2 separate regions of the Homo sapiens genome follow, and region 1 is linked to region 2. The links are chromatin loops, found by intact Hi-C in ENCODE. Cell type or tissue: heart right ventricle. All regions are shown on one strand.

What was found. Peaks named below come from ENCODE experiments on the same cell type or tissue, not always from the same donor. Only the 100,000 strongest peaks of a DNase experiment are listed, where the experiment ranks them.
Region 1: it touches region 2 in a loop (9-fold over the local background); 79 of 110 quality-filtered maps call a loop at or near these places.

Annotation. Positions count from the first base shown.
Region 1 is chr11:47,186,482-47,188,981 of GRCh38, forward strand. No RefSeq gene overlaps it. Among named protein-coding and RNA genes, the nearest start is that of PACSIN3, 1.3 kb to the left of the region's middle. RefSeq lists an enhancer at 1-609 and a silencer at 1-51. In heart right ventricle, a CTCF peak has its summit at 1,031; DNase peaks (open chromatin) are centred at 60, 530, 700 and 1,100; H3K4me3 peaks cover 1,837 bases; H3K27ac peaks cover 2,500 bases.
Region 2 is chr11:47,350,697-47,353,196 of GRCh38, forward strand. MYBPC3 (myosin binding protein C3) reads right to left here and starts at 2,006. Exons shown (of 35, transcript NM_000256.3): 1 at 1,927-2,006; 2 at 543-809. The coding sequence starts at 1,951. RefSeq lists enhancers at 1-649, 650-1,630. In heart right ventricle, no CTCF peak of the experiment used is centred here; DNase peaks (open chromatin) are centred at 1,265 and 2,018; H3K4me3 peaks cover 2,134 bases; H3K27ac peaks cover 2,500 bases.

The DNA of each region.
Region 1 (2,500 bases), 160 kb before region 2:
CGGCCCCGCCCCTCTCCTGGCCGCCGCTGCCTCAACCCCACGCGGCGGGGCAGCGGGGCTGCAGGCATCGCGGCGACCAGCGGCTCTTGTGGCGCGGGTCGAGGTTTCTCTGCTTCGCCCGTGTGCGGAGTGCCTGGGCGGGCTCCCCAGGGTTGCGCCCCGGTGCCGCAGGGAGCCAGATTTCGGCTTTGCCTCTCCCGGACCGTTGCAGAGCCTGGGAGACCCGAGGGAGCAAGAAGGGACCGGGCCGGCACGGGCAGCCTTGGAGAGGGGCCGGGGGAATTACACTGCCTTACATTTTTAGCTGCACAGCTTGTTTAGAAATTGGCTCAGGCGAGGCTCACAACCACCCCTTGTAAGCATTAGGATTCCCACTGTACAGATGCAAAAACTGAGGCTCGGGGGCTTTTCAGAGGCTTGCCCAAGATTTCCCTCTAGTCAGGCAGGGCTGGGACTCCAAAACCGTGCCCTACCGTTCCACAGCTGCCCTGCTAATCTGGGGCGCCTTCTAAGGCCTGAGACGAACACGCGGTGGGGGTGGGACAAAAAGGCCTAAGCTCCTCCCGCTCCGAGTTCTTATTTCCAGATTTTGTACCACGATTCATTCTTACCCTTCGCCCCTCCACCCCCTTTATCAGTCTGGTACATTTTTCCATATCGCCACGATGCCACCCCACGCTAAATAAATCCCTTCTCCCTCCTCTCTCCCTACTTCCCTCTCCCCGCTTTCCCCCGGGGGTGAGATTTTGCAGAGCGGCTCCGTCTGTTATTTATATCCACTGGAGCGGTCCAAGAATGTTCCGAAGCTGACCTAATCGCCACCTGCTCGGCCTCTCCGCCCCTCCCACTCTCTCCTGGGCCCGGTGACCCAGCGGCGGTGCCCTGAGCCTTGAAGACCAGGGGGAGCGCGGACCAACGGGGTCGAACGCCCGGGCGCAGAAGGTCCCGGACGCAGAAGGTCCCGGGCGCGCAGAATCGCAGCGGGTCGGAGAGCCCCGGCGCTCTCAGAGGAGTGCGCCCCCAGGGACGCGGCTCTGAGCCCTGGGAAGCTGAGGCGCCTGGCTGCGCCCTCTGAAGCTCGTACTTTTCCTCCCACCCTCAGCTCCCTGAAGAGTGTGAGTGCGTGCGCGCGGAGTTTTAAACGGCAGCTTTAAAAATAGCAAAATTATGTTGTTTCTAAATCCAGGAGGAATCACTGACGCGTTCTTTACGCAGATGAATCCGCTCACAAAACGGGAAAGGGACCTGGAGAAAATGAATGGGGGTAATTTTGCCTGCCGAGGGCTCACTTGCTGGGCAGTGCTAATGGAAGGGTAAAACTGCCTCCCCAAGACACCTGTGGGGCACCCAAGGCGCGCCACCTTTGGCCTGAGGATTCTGGCCGTGTTTGGCAAATCATAGCTGAGTAGTGAATCTGAAACCTGGGATGTGGTTTCTGAGACCAATTTCAACACCCACTCTCTCTTAGGGCTTGGACAAGTCCCTTATCTCTATTTCTACCTCTATAAAACATGACAGGTGACCAGCTGACCTTCCGCTGAGCCATGAGCCCCAGCTAATTAATGATTGTAAAAAACAACTGCAGATCAGAGGAGCTGGGAAAATGGCAAATCACAGCCACAGGGTTTTGTATTCTTTAAAATCAGTTAACATCCCTCCTAGCGCCTGAAGGCCTTTAGGCACCTAGACCGAAGTGTGAAAACACAAGAATGAAATTAATTACAGGAGCCACCTATTAAAACCTCATTAAAAATAAAGTTGGCAGCCAGGCTGTGGGATCTGGGAAAGCCAGGCCATAGAGAGACTCAGAAAACAGGGCTGTTCATCAGACCACAAAGAGAAGGGGATGTGGACTGGAAAACATCTGGCTTCCCTTGGGCTCAAGTCTGGGAGCAGAAAGCAGAAATGTTGCAGCTGATCTTAATTGCCCCTGAGGTACTGTAGGGGAAAAAAAACAACAAAATAAAACCCAGAGCATAGGGGGCTGCTTCTAAGCTGAAAGTAGACAGACATGCCTTTGGAAAGCCAGCTCCAAGCTAATGCTACCCCCAGGGCTCCCATTCTGCGCTCTATGGCCAGAGCCCTTAACATCCACACTGCTCCATCAGTGCTGTCCTCAACCCAGAGTTCAAGATGAGATGTCAGTGGACAGAGGGCTGCATAAAGACAGAAATCTGGTCGGGCGCGGTGGCCCACGCCTGTAATCCCAGCATTTTGGGAGGCCGAGGCGGGTGGATCATCTGAGGTCAGGAGTTTGAGACCAGCCTGGCCAACATGGTGAAACCCCATCTCTACTAAAAATACAAAAATTAGCTGGGCATGGTGGCGGGTGCCTGTAATCCCAGCTACTTAGGAGGCTGAGGCAGGAGAATCGCTTGAACCTGGGAGGTGGAGGTTGCAGTGAGCTGAGATCGTGCCATTGCACTCCAGCCTGGGCGACAAGAACAAAACTCCATCTCAAAAAGAAAAAGAAAAAAAATGACAGAAATCTAAGGCTGGG
Region 2 (2,500 bases):
TGAGCCCGCTGTGGATGAGGAAAGTCTGCCATGGCTGTCCTCCCGCTGCCTGGGCCCCTCAGAGGCAGCTCATGCTGAGCTGGAGAGCCAGCCTGCCTCTCACATTCTCCTCCCCGTCCCAGGCCATCAGTTCCCATGTCCTCTGCATCTGCCCTGAACAGCTCCAGGTCCATCCCTGCTCTGCCCCAGCCTTAGAGCAGCCCCTCAGACTGGGCTGCACTCCCCTCATCCACAGCTCCTGGGGCTTCCCGGCCGTCTGTGCAGGGTCATCTCCCCAGGGAGGTCTGCAGGGGGAGAGTGGGGTTGTGTCTTGTTCATCTCTCCCACCTACCCCATGGCTGGAACAAGCCAGGATGGCACATGGGGGTACTCAGAGAGGTCATGTGCAGAAAAGGGGGAAAGGGCGTTCCTGGCGGGGGGCACAGCCACAGCAAAGGCAAGAAAGTGTGAAAGCACCTCCTGTTCCCTGGATGGATGGAGAGTCGCTGGGCTGCCCCTCCCCCAGCAGCCCAAACCTCAGGGAAGGCTGATCAGGATCTTACCTGCCTCTATGACCTTGAGGTCGAACTTGACCTTGGAGGAGCCAGCAATGACTGCGTAAGATCCCTGGTCGGCAGGGCCCACTTCCCGCACTGTCAGCGTATGCCGTGTGCCCTCTGTGGCCAGGCCGTACTTGTTGCTGGCGCTGATGTCACTGCCTCCGCGCTGCCAGCGCACCTTCACTCCTGCCCGCTCTGTCTCGGCCTCGAACACGGCAGGGCTGCCTGCGGCCACTTCCACTGACCGTGGCTTCTTGCTAAAAGCTGAGACTGAAGGGCCAGGTGGAGGCTACAGCGGCCCCTGGTTGGAGCGTGCACCCCGCCCCTGCAGCCCCTCTCAGTAAATACTGTGCTAGCACTTTCTATGCATCCCCTCACGTAATACTCTACCAGTTCTCTGAGGTAGTTGCAGTTATTCTGTTCATTTCTCAGAGGAGGACACTGAGGCTCAGAGAAGCTAAGCGGCTCCTCCAAGATCACACAGCTAGCAGTCGGGAGAGCCAGGGCTGTGGTCCTGACCTCCCAACAAGACTTTTTCTGCATGTGTCCACTTTCCCTGCTTGGAGACACCCGTGATGAACCCAGCTCCCTTTCCCCCAACCATTTCGGGCCCTTGGCAGGGGGCGGGGAAGTCTGCCTACTTGGAATGTGGCCAAATTTGTCCTCCAAGGACCTCAGGCTGGGTATCAGCAACTGAGATAAAGCTGGCCTGGGAGGGCGCTGGGGGATGGGGACCTGGATCTCTGCCCTGGACAACCTTCATAAGGGCACAGCCCAGGCCCAGGTCCCTGGGCTGTGATTTTCCCTGCCCTTGGCCTGGGTTCAGGGGCTCCTGACTGTCCTCTCTCAGAGAAGAGGGGCTGTGTCACCCTCAACATGGGGGCCACACCGTACAGGCTCATGAAGCAGATAATGTCACAGCCAGGAGGAACCAACCCAATGCCACCACCACCCCCGGCACCCCAGGTTGGGAGACTGAGACCCATAGTGGGTAGAGACTGGTCTGAAGGCATGCCGTGAGCCTGGCTCAGCTCCATACTAAACGTGGGCTCTGTCCGCGGGGAACCTTGCTGTGGAAGGTGAAGGCAATGGGACAGGGAAGGGGTCCCTTTGCATTCTCAGAATGGGTTGACCCCGGGTGCTTCCTGTCTTGGCTGTGTCCCCTCTCTGCGTCCCTGACCTTGGGTTTACCTTCACCTCTCATCAGAGGGATGGGAAAAAGAAACCGAGAATCAAAAAAGGACCCTGGAGGACTGGCTGCCCCTGTCCTGGGGCTCAGAGGCCACGTCCTCGTCAACCCCCTCAAGAACTCCCTCCTAGCCCTGCTCCCCAATTGTAGACACCCCCCTGCTCCCACACTTAGACCCAACCCCAGTCCTAAAGCTACCTGGCTTCTTCCCCGGCTCAGGCATCCTGAGAGACGTCACACCAGGCACGAAGCAGGCACAGGTCACCCAAAGAGGGACTGAGTGGGGTCCTGTCCTTCCCACTATATATGGGGACCTCCCCCCTCCCCAGGCTCTGCTTATCTGCCTCCTGTCCAGCCACCTGCTAAATATAGATGAATTCCAGAGAGCTGAGGTCTCTCCAGGGAGAAGGTAGGGCCACATTGTCCCTGGCTGGCTCCTGTCCCTTCCCCCCTCACCCCCCGCAGCACAATTCTGCCTCCCCAACCTTTGGCAAGCCTCAGGGGTACTCCAAGCCCCGTGTGTGTCCCTCTTACAGCAAATTGTACGGTGGGAGCATGCTGGGCCCATAACCCTAAGGCTAACGGGTCAGGAGCATCCTCGCAGGCAGTTCAGGCAGTGGTCATGTCCACAGACCCTGGGGCCAGGGTGTCTCTGAGTCCTAGCACTGCCATCTCTTTAATCTCAAAGCACCTGGTTTCCTCATCTGTAAAGCGGGGTGGGTGAAAGCAGCACCCACTGCACAGGATTGTCACACGTATGAAGTGGGTTTAT